Regions from separate parts of the Homo sapiens genome. Here regions 1 and 3 are each linked to region 2. A link is a loop called in an ENCODE intact Hi-C map of the cell type or tissue named here. Cell type or tissue: psoas muscle. All regions are shown on one strand. Links, peaks and the distances in the headings refer to the core of each region. The heading gives the core; the rest is flanking DNA.

Region 1 (5,474 bases), core at 475-5,474, 64 kb before region 2:
ATTACAGGCGTGAGCCACCACGCCTGGCCACACTTAGTCTAGTTCTATACCCTGGAGGAAGAATAAATGAGTTGGTTTGGTGAGTGCTTCGAGGTCTCTACCCGCCCTGCCTCCCAGCACAGAGCCAGGCCGCTCTGGCCTGAATACCCTGCCCGGACGTCACAGGGCCTGTCCCCTCAAAAGGCCAGTCCTGCCTTCCTGGTTCTGTTCTTGCCCAACATTCTGTATGAGTCACAGCTGCAAATTCCATTCCCGTGGGGAGGCTGACGGGTCCCTTCCCCTGTGCGGGGCATCTGCCCTGTGGAGTTGAGGCTGCCAGTGTCCGCTCTGGGTTCCCGACCACCCGGCAGCTGGCATCTCCTCCCCGCTTGGGTATGGCCATTCCGTTTCTGACCTTCAGAGGTGCGCCCCTGAGCACCCCCATGCCTCTGCGTACGTGGAGACGTCGTTGTTGCTGCCCCGTGCTTGAGGGACTCCTGGCGAGAAAGTGAGCCCAGGCTGGGAATAGGGCTGCAGCTGTTCTCTTTTGCTCCCAAACTGTGGCCTCAGAATGCATCCAGGGATTTTGCATCAGCTTTGGGGACATGGCCCTCTCAGAACAAGGAAGCTTCAGCTTTGGCAAGGCTCTCCCTCCTTCAGACCTGCCGCTGTGAGTTGTTCAATAGCTCTGTTCTCCTGGCTCTGCGTAAACCTTGTTGACAGAGGCTGACCCAGACCCCCGAGGCAGAAACCTTTCCCTTCTCCTTCCTCGACATCCAAATGCCCTGAGTCAGGAGCCAGCGTATGAAGTCCTGTCCCCTGTTCAGCCTATAGGAGGGATTTCTCGGTCTACTTCCTCCCTGGCCAGCAAGTAAAACTTGAGTTCATTCAGTGAGTATTTATTACACCCTACCCAGACATCAGCATTCTGCCCTGGCCTCTGTGTGCCCTTGTTCTCTTCAAGAAGTTCCGGGTCACCAGCCTGACCAACATGGAGAAACTCCGTCTCTACTAAAAATACAAAAATTAGCCAGGCGTGGTGGCGCATGCCTGTAATCCCAGCTACTTGGGAGGCTGAGGCAGGAGAATCGCTTGAACCCGGTAGGCGAAGGTTGCAGTGAGCCAAGATCGCCCCATTGCACTCCAAGCCTGGGCAACAACAAGAGCAAAACTCAGTCTCAAAACAAAACAAAACAAAAGAAGTTCAGGGTCTTCCCATTGCAAGCAGTTCTAGATCGAGGAGAGGGGTTCCTAGCATGGGACCCAGCAGAAGGACTGTCCTTCGCTCCTTCATTGTCTACGTGGACAGTGGATGAAGCCCAGCCGAACCTGCCTTGTTCCCGTTTTCTGGGTCAGCAGGGAAAGCCTTTCACAGAGTAGCCACCGTGCCATCCTGAGGAAGGCCCTGGGTCAGAAGCTTCTGTGCTTCTTTGTACCCCGGGCGAGACACACAGGTGCTCACACTGCTCTGTAGAAACTGTTGGCATCCAAGAGAGACTCACCTGGAAATCTCTGGAAAACCTGAAGCTCCTAGCTGGGGGTGCTGTGCTTCAGATGCTGGTGGTGGGTGGGCACCCTTGCATCAACAGCTGCACAGTGTGTGGTGGGCTTGCAGGGTCGCTTGGCAATAGTAGGAGCTCTGATTTATTTTTTTAAACTTTTTTTCTGGCTGGGCACGGTGGCTCACACCTGTAATCCCAGCACTTTGGAAGGCCTAGGCGGGCGGATCACTTGAGGTCAGGAGTTTGAGACCAGCCAGGCCAACATGGTGAAACCCCATCTCTACTAAAAATACAAAAATTAGCCAAGCGTGGTGGCACACACCTGTAATTCCAGCTACTTGGGAGGCAGAGGCACAAGAATTGCTTGAACCTGGGAGGCAGAGGTTGCAGTGAGCCAAGATTATGCCACTGCACTCCAGCCTGGATGACAGAGCGAGACTCTGTCTCAAAAAAAATAGACAAAGCCAGGCGCAGTGGCTCATGCCTGTAATCCCAACACTTTGGGAGGCCGAGGTGGGTGAATCACGAGGTCAGGAGATCGAGACCATCCTGGCTAACACGGTGAAACCCCGTCTCTACTGAAAATACAAAAAAATTAGCCAGGCGTGGTGGCGGGCACCTGTAGTCTCAGCTACTCGGGAGGCTGAGGCAGGAGAGTGGCGTGAACCCAGGAGGCGGAGCTTGCAGTGAGCTGAGATCACGCCACTGCACTCCAGCCTGGGCGACAGAGCGAGACTCCGTCTCAAAAAAAAAAAAAAAATAGACCTTTTTGTGTTTTCTGTTCTACTACACAAGTAATACAGGTTGAGTATTCCTTAACCTAAATGCCTGGGACCAGAAGTGTTTCGGATTTCAGGTTTTCGAATATTTGCATGTTCATAATATAATGAGACCTTGGGAATGAGCCCCAAGTGTAAACACAAAATCCATTTATGTTTTATAGACATCTTAGGCACATAGCCTGAGAGTAATTTTATGTATTTAGTAATTTGGACGTGAGCCACAGTTTTTGACTGTGACCTGTCCCATGAGGTCAGGTGTGGAATTTTCCACTTGTGGTGGGCGCTCAAAAAGTTTCAGATTTTGGAGCCTTTCAGGTTAGAGACATGCAATCTATAATAAGTTTAATCTAGGAAAAGTTAGGGTCTGGCACAGAGGCTCACGTCTGTGATCCCAGCACTTTGGGAGGCTGAGGCAGGCAGATCACTGGAAGTGCTGGACGGGTGGGGAAGTGCCGGGTGCAAGAACCAAGCTCTTTGACTATGGACCTCAGCCTGAGGTTGGTCAAGAGGTGGAGTGAGTGGGGGCTGAGGACCTTCATCCTGAAACCCTGATGCAGGAGAGTCTGGGGTCTGCCTTCTACCCTCATGTGGCGGGTGAAGGAGCAAGGTTCTCAACTCAGGAGGGTTCTTCCCCTCTCCATTCCCACCCAGGGGACATCTCACAACAACTAGAAACAATTTTGTCGCAGCTGGGGGGTGGGAGGTGTGTTCCTGGCATCTATCTAATGGGTGGGGGCGAGGGACGCAGCCCAACACCCTACACTGCACAGGACACAGCGAGATCCGGCCTCAAATGGCAGCCATGGCAGCGTCAGCCCTCCAGGGGGCGCGCCCCTGGCGCAGGTGGTGTGCCGGCCCACAGCTCCTTGCAGGCTGGGAGCTGCATTTTCGTGACATGTCATGAGTCCTCAGAGAAAAAGAGGGAACGAGTGCATGGTGGGGAGGGGCCCTGGCGTGCTGGAGTCTCTGGGTTTCCTTCTCCAGAGACCCCTGCAGTCAGCTGAGCGCAATCAGTCACGTTGGGCTTTGCTTGGATCTCACTGGAATTTTTCGAGCCACCCCTTAGTCCTCACCTTGCTAAGCCCTCACGTCTCAATAACCTCAAACCTCAGTACCTGGGCTGAGAAAGCCTGAGTGGCCCTGGGAGAGAGACCCTGCACCCAAGGACAAGGACATCCCTGCTTCACCCAACCCAAAGGCCAGTCTGGACATATGAACTCAACCAGCTAAGAGTGATATGATTGATTGATGAGAATCACCAGAGCACTTGCCAGAGTTTCAGCTTCTCCCTGGGCCAAAGTGAAGTTTGCTTTACACAGTAAATGTGCTCTGTGCAGGTCCTGAATTTAGAAGGCTGTGCTGTGTCATCCTGCTCTGTAAATGGCCAGTAGGACCCCCGCCCCTTCTCAAGGCACATTACCCGTTTAAAACGGGGGAGGCAAGAGCACAAAGCGCCCACCTATTCACCGAAGAGCATGTATATAACTTAGGGCCTTCCATCCTTAAACAACAGGACCTTCCTTGCTCTTAAGGAAAAGGAAACAGGTTCAGAGACGTTAATTCATTGCCAAGGTCACACAGATAATGGGTCCAGCGAAGAGTGGTGTCCGAGCCCAAGGCAGCAGGCCTTTGGCCACTGCAGTGTTAAACAGCACAGCTGGTGTGGAAGTCCGGTGCTGAGTCCTGGGTACCTGGACTCGGAGGGAAGCTGGCTGCAGGGGGAAGGGGCTGCGCAGTTGTGGATGTACCTGTCGTCTGCTGGGGGGCGTGCGGGTGGACACAGTCCCCCGGCCTGGGGAGCCTCGTGGGAGAATTAAGAGTTACTCCGGGCCAAATGGCCGGAGTTGTCAGATCTGGCAGCGTCTTCGCTGGGGCTCCAGGGAGCTGCTGCTGGGGTGGAAGCTCTCACACTCTTTCTCCACGTGCCCTTTCCAGTTCCCTGACATCGTGGAGTTCTGCGAGGCCATGGCCAACGCCGGGAAGACCGTAATTGTGGCTGCACTGGATGGGACCTTCCAGAGGAAGGTAAGGCGTCTGATCCAGGTCTGGAGCTGGGATTGAGGAGGGCAAGAGGCTTCTGGATGGGCACAGAGACACCAGCTCTGGGTGACCAGGGCTCAGCCACCACAGGGTTACGGCCGAGCTGCTCAGGCCTTGGCTGAGCCAAGGGACTCCATGGTCTGTGCAGACTGCGTGCCATCTGTTGCGGCAGGTGCTTTGAATTGGCAAAGGGACAGAGCCGGGCATGGTGCTCTGGGGGTTGGGGGAAGGACTAAGGTCAGAGCAAACTCTCCTGGCTTCAGTGCTTGTGAATCAGAGGGTTTAAAAGAAAAACCCACCTGGTAAGGTGGCTGAGCGCCCTCTGTCTTTCCATGGGAGCGCAGCCATTTGGGGCCATCCTGAACCTGGTGCCGCTGGCCGAGAGCGTGGTGAAGCTGACGGCGGTGTGCATGGAGTGCTTCCGGGAAGCCGCCTATACCAAGAGGCTCGGCACAGAGAAGGAGGTAGCTCCACCTGCCTTCCCTGCAGGCCGGCGGGGTGGGGGTATGGCTCTGCCTCCTTCCTGTCCTGGCCCTTCACCCATCCCCTGTCCCTGCGGCCAGGTCGAGGTGATTGGGGGAGCAGACAAGTACCACTCCGTGTGTCGGCTCTGCTACTTCAAGAAGGCCTCAGGCCAGCCTGCCGGGCCGGACAACAAAGAGAACTGCCCAGTGCCAGGAAAGCCAGGGGAAGCCGTGGCTGCCAGGAAGCTCTTTGCCCCACAGCAGATTCTGCAATGCAGCCCTGCCAACTGAGGGACCTGCGAGGGCCGCCCGCTCCCTTCCTGCCACTGCCGCCTACTGGACGCTGCCCTGCATGCTGCCCAGCCACTCCAGGAGGAAGTCGGGAGGCGTGGAGGGTGACCACACCTTGGCCTTCTGGGAACTCTCCTTTGTGTGGCTGCCCCACCTGCCGCATGCTCCCTCCTCTCCTACCCACTGGTCTGCTTAAAGCTTCCCTCTCAGCTGCTGGGACGATCGCCCAGGCTGGAGCTGGCCCCGCTTGGTGGCCTGGGATCTGGCACACTCCCTCTCCTTGGGGTGAGGGACAGAGCCCCACGCTGTTGACATCAGCCTGCTTCTTCCCCTCTGCGGCTTTCACTGCTGAGTTTCTGTTCTCCCTGGGAAGCCTGTGCCAGCACCTTTGAGCCTTGGCCCACACTGAGGCTTAG
Region 2 (5,501 bases), core at 102-5,101:
CTGCAGGTTTTCACTCTGGGGCTGGTGAGTGCCAGTGTCCTTAGGCATGCTCCACACCAGGGCTAGGGGGGCGCTTGTGGGGATCAGCGGCTGGCGTCTGCCAAGGCGAGGGCAGGGCGGGGTGCAGCCAGTGGGCCTCGGCAGCCATGTGACCCTGCTGCTGGCTAGTTGGTGCCAGGATCCAGGGCTCCAGGCAGCTCGTCCCAGCTCGTCCCAAGCACTCATGGGACGGCTCCCACATTGCTTGGGTTGTAAACACTGTAGTACACACTGTCCCATCTCCTGCCTTTCCCGTTTCACCACATAGAGCTGAAAGCCTGGCATCTCGGCTGCGGTGGTTGTCTGGCTGTAGATATTGGAAGTGGGGAATGGCTCCTGCCCTACTGGGTGGCATTTCAGAGCCCCCAGGGGCCAGGTAGGGCCAGGTGGGTCCGGGCGGGGAATGCAGAGTGGTGCTGGGAGAATCCCAGCTCTACCCACCGTTGCTCTGGGATGGGAAGGACCTTTCTCCAGGCGGATGCTGGCTGTGGTGTCTACCCAAGGCCGAGCTCTGACCCGTCTTTGGGGCTGTCGGTCTGAGTTTTCCCCGTGCAGGTCGGCATGGCTCAAGTGCACAGCCCCTCCATACTCATCAGCAACTCGATAGAAGCTACTTAGGTTGTTGCTTAAGGGGCCCATGGTCTCTCCTTGAAGGTATTCTAAGTGGTCCTCCTAGGCTGAGCCAGGTTGCCAGGTGCCCAGAGCCAATCCGTGTGGCTCTTGACAGAACTCCTGTTCTCTGTGTGAAGCTCCGGGCGGGGAATCCCGGTCTGACCCAGGCACTGATGATCAGTGTTTCGGTGCACCAGATCCTTTGCTAAGTGCCCCCTCTGCTTGTCACATTTCATTGTCGAAAGAGCCCTGGGTCAGTCCAGTACTGGCCCCAAAGATGTCCCCGTCCTAAGACTGGATGGAGCCTGTGAATACGTTACGTTGCGTGGCTGGGGAATTACGATTGCAGGTAGAATTAAAGTTGCCAGTCAGCTGACTTTGGATAGGAGATGGCCCTAGATTATCGTGGTGGCCCAGCGTGATCTCAGGGTCCTTAGAGGTGAAAAACAGAGGCCGGAGTGTCAGGGTCAGAGTGGTGCCACGTGAGCAGGACTTGAGCAGCCACTGCTGGCTTTGAAGTGGAGGAAAGGGCTGAGAGCCAGGGGCCTCTAGAAGTTGGAAAAGGCGAGGAAGAGGATTCTCCCCCGAAGCCTCCGGGAGGAATGTAGCCCTGATCATGCTTGACTGGAGCCCAGTGAGACTCATTTTGGACTTCTCACTTCCAGAACTGAAAGTTGAGAAACCGGTGGTGTTTTAAGCCACGAAGTTGATGACAGTTCGTTACGACAGCAGCAGGAAACTAATGTAAACCCTGTGCCTTGTGTTATTATCCCCCTTTACAGATGCTGCCACTGAGGTCACAGAGTTAGTAACCCAAGGCAGAGCCAGTACGTGGCAGGGCTGGTTTTAAATTGAGTCAGGCTGGCTCTGGGCTGCTGATTACATTTCCCTTTTCACTTTGGCCACTAGGAAGCTTAGATCCACACATACGCCCACTTCCTGGCTCTTGGTTTTTCCTTGTCCTTGTTTGGTGGCCCTTTCACCTTTTCTTTTATGTTTTTGCTGCTTGCGATGTTGAATACACCTCGTGAGTTTTCCCTCAAATGCAGTTTGGAACAGGATGGCTCTGGATGGGCTGATGGATGATTTCTCCTCCCCTTTGTGTTCTGGCCTTTCTAGGAGGGTGAGGACAAAATCTTCTTAATCAACAAGCTTCACTCCATCTACGAGAGGAAGGAGAGGGAGGAGAGGAGCAGGTGAGGGTCCGTGGAGGGATTGGGGACACTCTGAGCCTGGAGGGGAGAGGGGCCAGGGCTGGACAGTAGGGCTGCCACTGGGGCTACACCACGACATTGCTGACACTTGACCGCTTTTGACCTACAAAAATCTCCCCCCCGGCGCCCACCTTCACTCTCTCTAGAGCCTTCTCTGGCCTCCGGAGCCTGGCCATTTTGACAGGGACCTAAAATACATCTCAGGAGAAAGGCTGTGGGGCGTCTGGCCTGTCCCTCGCCGGGCCTTGGCTGCGCCCAGCCAGGTTGCAGGGATGTTGATGTTTATGGGGTCCCCTCAGTGATGTCTCTTTCTGGCAGGGTTGGGACAACCGAGGAGGCTGCGGCACCCCCTGCCCTGCTCACAGATGAACAGGATGCCTAGGGGGACGGCGATGGGCCTCACGGGCCCGCCCAGCACCCTGAGACCACACTGTTGCCTCCCAGTGACCCTGCTGGGACACCAGGACAAGGAAGACAGTTTCGCCTCTCGAAAGCCGCAGCTGCGCCTAGGCTGGAGCTGGAAGGGTGGGTGAATCCGGCTTGGGCATCCCCAATGAACTCTGCCCTGCCTGGGACTCTATTTATTCTGATTAAAGGGGTTTTGCAAATGGGCTTGTCCCTTGGGGCTCTGTGTCTGTGACCACACCCGGGGCCTGCTTCCCGCTGCCCTGGGGCCACCTCCAGGCGCAGGTCTGGGTCCTGGGAACCTCAGCTGGAGTGGGGGCGCCCTCTGCTGGCCAAGCCCCAGATGGCAGGGGCTGGACCGCGCCAGGGCTTGATTCGCTTGCTGCCTTTGACCAGCCTGAACTCGCGCCCAGGAGGGGCTTACACCTGCACAAGTGAGCCGAGCAGGCACGGATTGTGACCAGAGCGATGCGTCAACCATTGGGTGATGCTGTAGCATCTACTGGAGCAGGAGACAAATTTAGAGAGGGACTTGGAGGGGAGACATATCAGTTGCAAATGAGTTGTGGGGACAGTTGCCTCCCAGGCATAGGTAACCAGCACCTGTGCTTGGAGGCGAACAGGGCTTGGTGAGGTGGGGCTGGCCCCCTGCTTCTGGCTGCCAGCAGCTGGCTGGGGGGTGGTGATCCTGGGTCTGACTGGGCTGAGTTTGAGGAGCCCGTGGGATACCGAAAACCGTAGGCTGTGGGGGGTGGGCACAGGGATTCGGGGACCAGCCCGTCATGACCCCGTGCTCCAGGTCTGCAGGGACCAGCCCATGACAGCCCAGGGCTCCAGGTCTGCGGGGACCAGCCCATCACAGCCCAGGGCTCCAGGCCTGCGGGGACCAGCCCGTCAGCCTCAGTTCTCCAGGCCTGCGGGGACCAGCCCGTCATGACCCCAGTGCTCCAGGTCTGTGGGGACCAGCCCGTCAGCCTGTGCTCCAGGCCTGCAGGAACCAGCCCGTCAGCCTCAGTGCTCCAGGCCTGCGGGGACCAGCCCGTCAGCCTGTGCTCCAGGCCTGCGGGGACCAGCCCGTCATGACCCCAGTGCTCCAGGTCTGTGGGGACCAGCCCGTCAGCCTGTGCTCCAGGCCTGCGGGAACCAGCCCGTCATGACCCCAGTGCTCCAGGCCTGCGGGGACCAGCCCGTCATGACCCCAGTGCTCCAGGTCTGTGGGGACCAGCCCGTCACGGCGCAGGGTTCCAGGCTTGTGGGGACCAGCCTGTCACAGCCCAGGGCTCCAGGCCTGCAGGAGCTGCGCTTGGGATTGGGGGAATGAACCCAGGTGGGGAAATGGTCAAAGAGCGATGGGCCCAGAAAAGGGTCAGACCCAGATGGAGATGCCACTGGCTGCTAGCAGACCCCCACGCTGGGTCTAGCCCACCCAATCCCATGGGGATGCTCCTGTGCTCTGCAGACATCTGGGTGCTGCCACAGGGGCCCGACAGAGTTGGCATCTGGGTGGATCTGAGCCAAGTGGTGCTTCTGGGCCTCAGCAAGTAGCTGGTGCTGATTCTGGGCAGCCAACTGTGGCAGCATCTTCAGGTGCGAGTGCTGCTGGGTGAAGCTGCGTGGGCAGTCCAGAAAGTGACGTGACAGTCCACAGGGACCGACGTAGGGTTTCCAGCCCCTATCTGTGCAGATGCTGTCCTCCAAACCATCACGGTCCCTCTCTGGCTGGGGACGTGCGCCTGCCACTGCTGGCTTGCCAGCATGATCATTGGTTGTGACCTGTTGAGCCCATCTTGCCAGCCTCACAAAGGACAGTACTAGCTGCTTATGACAGGAAAGTGGAAGAACTTGGCCTGGATATTTCTGGAGAATTACCGTGTGTGCTAGTCAGTCTTTCGTGTCAACCAGGCCAGGCTGTGGGGCCCAGTGATCTCATCGAGAGGGGCCGAGGTGTTGCTGTGATCGTGTGCTGCTGGAATGTGGTGAACACCTACAGTCGATTTCACCTAAAGATCATCCTTGAGAATGTGGGTGGGCCTCATCCTATCAGCTGAAAGCTTTAAGAGCAAAACCCGAGGTGTCCCAGAGAGGGAATTCTGCCTTGAGACGGCGGCTTCCCACTCCCACTGGATGTCCAGCCCGCGGCCCCACGGCTGGGTGAGCCCGTCCTCTCCTCGTTTCTGTCTCCGGACCCACCGTGTGGCCCCAGACCCTCCAGTGAGGACCTCCCGTATTTCTTCAGAGCAGCCCTTGCGTGCTGGAGGCCTGGGCTTCAGTGTGTCCCTGGGTGCCCTGGGGCATGTTCTGTGACCTCCCAGCTCCTCGCCTCATGGGGCCGCTGTATCAAGTGACACAGTTTGTGTGCTGCGTACCATGCCTGGCACCCATTTGAGGTGTTGCAAGGAGGCCATGTTTGCTCGATGAGAGCAGCCTAAGATCTACAAACTGTTGTTCGAGTGGATGGGAACTTGATGCTATTTTCAGGCTGAATGACAAGACTCCGCGATGCTTCTCGGCCTGGGCTGCACAACGGAATCTACCAGGGAGGTTTTAAAAACACTGGTACTTGCTGGAGGTGGTGGCGCCTGTCTGTAATTGCAGCTGCTCCAGAGGCTGAGGCGGAGGATTGCTTGAGCCCAAGAGTTTCGGTTTATTTGCTTTTTCAGAGTCTTGCTCTTGCCCAGGCTGGAGTGCAGTTCCATGATCTCGGCTCACTGCCTCAGCCTCCCAAGTAGCTGGGATTACAGGTGCATACAACCAGGCCTGGCTGATCTTCGTATTTTTAGTAGAGATGGGGTTTCACCATGATGGTCAGGCTGGTCAAGATCTCCTGACCTCAAGTGATCTGCCCGCCTCGGCCTCCCAAAGTGCTGGGATTACAGACATGAACCACAACACCTGCCGAGCCCAGGTGTTTTGAATCCAGCACGGGCAATGGCAAGACCCTGTCCCAACAAACAAAAAAACACTGGTGCCTGAGGCCCACCCCGAGAGATTCTGATTGAGTTGATTTGGATTTGAATTATCTTTAAAATTTTGGATGTGAATTTTTTTTTTTTTTCTTGGAATGGAGTTTCACTCTTGTTCCCCAGGCTGGAGTGCAACGGGACGATCTTGGCTCACCGCAACCTCCGCCTACTGGGTTCAAGCCATTCTCCTGCCTCAGCTTCCCAAGTAGCTGGGATTACAGGCATGTGCTACCATGCCCAGCTAATTTTGTATTTTTAGTAGAGACAG
Region 3 (5,414 bases), core at 1-5,000, 310 kb before region 2:
CTCTGCAGAGGGCGGGGAGTGTGAGGACCCCACCCTTCCTGCCAGCCCCTCCCTCACTTACTGGCAGCACACCTGACCCTCAGCCATACTGTCCCTGCAGGGGCTCGCTGGGACACCCAGACTGGAGTCATCGCTGAAGCGCGGCTGAAAGAGCTGACCCCGGCCATGCCTGTCATCTTCATCAAGGCCATTCCTGTGGACCGCATGGAGACCAAGAACATCTATGAGTGTCCCGTGTACAAAACACGCATCCGCGGCCCCACCTATGTCTGGACCTTTAACTTGAAGACCAAAGAGAAGGCAGCGAAGTGGATCCTGGCAGCCGTGGCGCTGCTCCTACAGGTTTAGCTCGCTCCTGCCTCACAGCCCACACTCCCTGGGGCTGGACCACAACTCAGCCCTTCACCTGTGCACCTGTGACTTATTCTTTACAGGAACTGGTGGTGGTTTTTCGTTCTCTTAAATAATCAGGTGCTTTGTAACCAAGCACATCGGAACCAGAGGGTGGAGGTTGGTGTGGAAGAGGTGGGGCAGATTAAAGCCAGTGGAGCCACTCAGCTGTGCCCATCCATTCTGTGCCTGATGGCCACTGTGAGGCCTGGTTCAGGCTTTGGGGAAAGGCCCCAATTCCCAGCAGCCAGAGGCAAGCATTCCAGGAAGTAAATCCCAAATCCTGACTTCCCGGGGGGGTCAGTGGAGTTTGCTTTTAACAGGAGCAGCATGTGGGGTGAGGGCTTGGCACTCACACCCTCTGGCCTGATGCTTCATGCAAACCACCTGCCAATGAGGGGACAGGGCGTTACCCCATACCAGGAGCTGCCGCCTCCACACAGCGTCTCATCCGCCATTACTCCCTGCTCCCAAAAACAACAGGACCTTTTACAAGTAAGGAAACACACCCAAGCCCCCGCCCCCAGAGTCTAGAAGAACAAGCCGTTCCCACAAGCAAGCCCCGGACCTGTAGGACTCTGTGGCTGGGCTGATGCAGGACACGGCAGTGAGGTGGCCAGGCTAGCTAGGGCAGCAGGGTGCAGGCACGAGGGGAGAGAATTAACTAGCAACCTGGGGGATGAGGGGAGACAGCGGCAAACGTCAGAAAAGACGGATCCCAGGGGGACCAAGACAGGATCAACATTTTTTTTTTTTTTCGAGGGAGAGTGAGAGTTTCACTCTTGTCGCCCAGGCTGGAGTGCAATGACGCAATCTCGGCTCACGTTGCAACCTCCACCTCCTGGGCTCAAGCGATTCTCCTGCCTCAACCTCCCAAGTAGCTGGGGTTACAGGCACCCACCACCACACGCAGCTAATTTTTTTATTTTTAGTAGAGATGGGGTTTCACCATGTTGGCCAGGCTGGTCTCAAACTTCTAACCTCAGGTGATTCACCAACCTCGGCCTCCCAAAGCGCCAGGATTACAGGTGTCAACCACTGTGCCCGGCCCTCAACATTTCTCAGGCTTCAAAGAAAAGCAGGCCGCTGCAGCAGCTCACGCCTCTAATCCCAGGACGGCAATCTTACTTGAGCCCAGGAGTTTAAGACCAGCCTGGGCAACGTGGCAAAACCATCTCTATCAATCAAAAATACAAAAAATTAGCTGGGAATGTTGTATGTGCCTGTGGTCCCAGCTACTCAGGAGGCTGAGGCAGGAGGGTCGCTTGAGCCCATGAGGTCAAGTACGCAGCGAGGCATGATCATGCCACTCACTCCAGCCTGGGTGACAGAGTGAGACCCTGTCTCAAAAGGGGGAAAAAAGGCAAACACACCCATTAGGAATATCGTTCTACGTTCAGCTTGATCATCAAGTTTTGCAAAAACATTTTTCCAAGTTTACTCACCTAAATCATGGGTTAAGAAGCATCTAGAAAGTCCAAATTCTGAGGGTAATGATTCACAACAATCTTAGCGCCCAGTAGGGCTATCGGAGGGAAAAGAAAAATCCTCCCCTCCTGGCGCCCAAGGAATCCAGCCCTTTGTGGCTGCAGAGAAGGGAAGCAGTTTCAGCCTCCCCCAGCCTGGCTGGGCCAATACCTCTGCTGGCCAGGAGGGGTCACTGCAGCCCTTCAGGTGACCAGGGGAGCTAAAGCCACCAGGGGCCACCGGGCAACTCACTTCAGTCCCTGGTAATAACCACAAAATGTGACGTTTTTCCATTTTGCCTTTAGATCCTGAAATAAGAAAGTAATCTAGTCCACACATACATATTGTGGGTAGTTGACAAAATTATCTCTAAACTTTCCAAGAAATGATTCGCACTTAAGCTGCACTCCAGCGACGGGGAACACAGGGACTGGAACACGACAGCCCCGCGCACCTAGAAAGCCGGGAGGACTGCGGCGGCCGCCGCCCGCCGCCCGCTGCTCTCTGTTGCTCCGGCTGCTTTGCAGAGTTAGGGAGGCTTGGTGTGGGGAGCTCCTCAGGGAGAACCTGCCTAGGACAGCCTCGAAGGTCATCAGCAGAGACAGAGGGAGCAGTGTGCGCTGCGGGAACGGCACTGCAGATAGATTGCTTAAGCCTGGCTGTGGCATAATGATATTTACTCTGGTCCCACAGAATCTGGAGGAATGCGAACTCTGTTTACCGAGAGCCTCTCTCCAAACAGAAACCCAGTGCCCCTGCACATTCCTTTGGCTCCTCCAGTCTAATTGTCCCACAGGACACCGTAATAACTAGTTGGAAGGCAAACAGTGTTAACTGATGTGATGTGCTGCTGTCCAGGGCACTGTGGCCAGGCCGCCGCTCCACCTATCCCCAGCCACTCAAACTGCAGGTCTGCCTGGTGCGGAAGCTGCAACTGTCCTTGTCTAAGACCAGGTGAGCCTATGCAACCTTTCAGACCCCATGAAGGGTGACAGTGACTCCTGCCAGCCCTCGGGAGGGAAAGGCGAGAAGCTGCTTCTAGAGAGGCAAAGTGCAGGGACTAAATCTAATCTCACTCCCCGAAAGGACAGGCTGCCATGCCCTGTAGCCCAGGAAGCTTCTCTCTGTGCAAGGGTCAAGCACCTGAAGATGATAAAGAGATCAGGCAGTGAGGTCACAAAAGCAGCTCCTGGAGACACTGGGGGATATGGAGAGCTGGCTTTATAAACACACATGACATGTATTCAAAATCCCCTGCTACTAGGTGACACAAAAATGTTTTAAGTAGATCCAATAAAAATAAAGTTCATTCTTCAAAAAATAAATTGCTAGGGAAAAAACAATCACAAGGTGTAGTCCTTAATTGGACTTCAAGTCAAATAATCGAAAAAATTAATTTTAAGGCAAGTGGAATTGTGAACACCATTTAGGTATTTGATGATACTAAGACATTCTTGGTAATTTTTGTTTCAGGAGTGACACTGGTGCTGTTTTGGTTAAGTACACATTTTGGGGGAAGACAGCAGGATATGCACGTTATTTAGAAATACGGACACGTGTGCACATCAGAAGAAACAAGCCAAGAGTGGCTGCCTGGGGGAAGGGAGGGCAGGAAATGGCCGCAGTATTGTTTTACTCTCTACATTTGCACACACTATTCAAATAAAATGAAAAGTAATTAAAATAACTAGGAAAAGCTGCAGATAAACTACACATTTTTAAACAATGAGACTTAGCAGAGCACTAAGGTGCCAGGCACTAAGGGAGCCCACGCTGCACACATGAGATGCCGGCACTAGCGCATGTGCCGGCCACATGGGTCCTGGCTCATCTTTGACTCCTCACCGTCCCTTCCCCACAAGCCACCATCCAAAGGCCCAGCCATCCAAAGCAACAGAACTACCCACAACATCCAGAACCAGAGAGCAGGGGCCTCGGGAGCCTGACCCCACCCGGAGTGCAGTCCAGGCCCTGAGGGATCCAGGACACAAAAGGTCACTCAGCAAAGACCCCACCTTTAATGGCAGCCACCCCCTGCCCGGACCTCTAGGCGTCAAGACAGTCCAGGGGTACCTCAGGTGACTGTGGGACCCCACTGGTGCCTCTGGTGAAGCGGCAGGCCCCTCCTGGGTGGGCAGAGCAGGTCCTGTTACTCAACTTCCAGAGTCTAGAAGGGCGCAGCTCTGTAACCGCAGCACAGGGATGTCAGCGAGGCGTCCAGGCAGCAGCCCACGGTCTGGCTCTACCGACGCCCCACCCTGTGCACTACAGCCGGCCAGGGCAGCAAGCCAGAGCCACTCTCACGAGCAAACGTGCTCCCCTCCTCCCACGTCTACATCTCCTGCACCAGTGTGCTCAGCTTGGAGGGGCTCAATCTGCCTTTCTGCCCCCTCATCCCTGAGCCCTTGCCCCAGGGCTTCTTCAGGACCCCCTGGGAAGGGAGAGCAGAAGGGGACTACAGGCTGCCACTGCCGACCCCAGCACAGGCGCCTTGGGACTTAGTGGAGTGGGTACCAGATGGAAAGTGAACAGACTGCCTAATTTAGCATCCAGCTTCTAACTTTGAGGACAGCTGCCATACCCCTGAAGATGCTGCTCTGTGTTTAACTGAGAAAGGGATCAAAGAGCCCTCTGGAAGCTCTGGTTGAGTCAGAACAACCACCTGCCCCACCTGTGAACTCTCGGGAAAATCGTGCTGAGAGGTGATGCTAGAGACAGCACCTGTCTGTCCTCAGAAGAAGTTCTTGATCAGTGGAGTCACCATCTTCACCCACAGCTTCACCTGGCGACTCGGCTGCTCGAAGGTGGCAGAGGACACCACACCTGACCTCAGGTAGAGCTGCTCTTGCTCCTGAGGAAGAGGAACAGACAGGAATAGTGAGGAGTCCCCTCCAGCACCACACCACATGGCCGGCTGGCCCCAGCCCAGCCCCTCAGGCCAGCCCAGAAAACCCTGACTTCCCATGTCTACCTGGCCCAGAGATTCCCAGGGTGCTCTGGTGGCAGGCAAGGCCAGGCCCTACAAGTTGCCACTGTCAAACATTCCTTAGAAAAGCTAAGAAGCCGTGTTCCTAAAGACTTTTAAGGGCTGGGCACAGTGGCTAAAGCCTATAATCCCAACACTTTTGGAGGCTGAGACAGGAGGATCGCTTGAGCTCAGGAGTCTGAGGCCACCCTGGGCAACACAGGGAAGACATCATCTCTATGAAAAAATTCTAAAAATTAGCCGGGTATGGTGGTGTGTGCCTGTAGCCCCAGCAACTTGGGAGGCTGAGGTAGGCAAGGGTTTCAGCCCGGGAGGTCAAAGCTGCATGAGCTGTGATGCTGCCACTGCAATCCAGCCTGGGTGGCAAAGTGAGACCTTGTCTCAAAAAAAAAACCCAAAAGGCTTTTAAGACCAAGACATGTAAAGGACTCTAAATTTCTTCAATTTAGAGTTGAAGAAATATAACTGGTGGAAAAAATATTTTAAATGTTCACCCTCACTAAACGAGGTAATGCATATTAAAATGAGGTATTTTTTAAATGAGACACAGTTTTTCTTCTATCAAATTGGC

The links. Hi-C counts contacts between places; a loop is a spot of excess contacts. Peaks named below come from ENCODE experiments on the same cell type or tissue, not always from the same donor. Only the 100,000 strongest peaks of a DNase experiment are listed, where the experiment ranks them.
Region 1: it touches region 2 in a loop (5-fold over the local background); 104 of 110 quality-filtered maps call a loop at or near these places.
Region 3: it touches region 2 in a loop (2.5-fold over the local background); 28 of 110 quality-filtered maps call a loop at or near these places.

What each region holds. Positions count from the first base shown.
Region 1 is chr17:78,174,343-78,179,816 of GRCh38, reverse strand. TK1 (thymidine kinase 1) reads left to right here. Exons shown (of 7, transcript NM_003258.5): 5 at 4,199-4,288; 6 at 4,648-4,767; 7 at 4,867-5,474. The coding sequence ends at 5,058. Among named protein-coding and RNA genes, the nearest start is that of SYNGR2, 8.5 kb to the right of the region's middle. RefSeq lists enhancers at 2,499-3,276, 4,005-4,054, 3,277-4,055, 4,065-4,184, 4,205-4,384 and 1 more. In psoas muscle, for the core only: CTCF peaks have their summits at 3,081 (motif pointing right) and 5,107 (motif pointing left); DNase peaks (open chromatin) are centred at 3,096, 4,476 and 5,146; H3K4me3 peaks cover 1,565 bases; H3K27ac peaks cover 3,563 bases.
Region 2 is chr17:78,109,894-78,115,394 of GRCh38, reverse strand. TMC6 (transmembrane channel like 6) reads left to right here. Exons shown (of 20, transcript NM_001127198.5): 19 at 1,771-1,847; 20 at 2,184-5,501. The coding sequence ends at 2,247. Among named protein-coding and RNA genes, the nearest start is that of TMC6, 16 kb to the left of the region's middle. RefSeq lists an enhancer at 2,745-2,804. In psoas muscle, for the core only: a CTCF peak has its summit at 2,596 (motif pointing left); DNase peaks (open chromatin) are centred at 2,584, 3,084 and 4,594; H3K27ac peaks cover 1,579 bases.
Region 3 is chr17:78,418,840-78,424,253 of GRCh38, reverse strand. PGS1 (phosphatidylglycerophosphate synthase 1) reads right to left here. Exons shown (of 10, transcript NM_024419.5): 9 at 4,579-4,708; 10 at 1-193. The coding sequence ends at 4,589. It overlaps DNAH17 (dynein axonemal heavy chain 17), which reads left to right. Exons shown (of 81, transcript NM_173628.4): 81 at 101-557. The coding sequence ends at 348. Among named protein-coding and RNA genes, the nearest start is that of PGS1, 43 kb to the right of the region's middle. RefSeq lists enhancers at 1,125-1,704, 3,978-4,662. In psoas muscle, for the core only: a CTCF peak has its summit at 2,036 (motif pointing right); a DNase peak (open chromatin) is centred at 2,053; H3K27ac peaks cover 964 bases.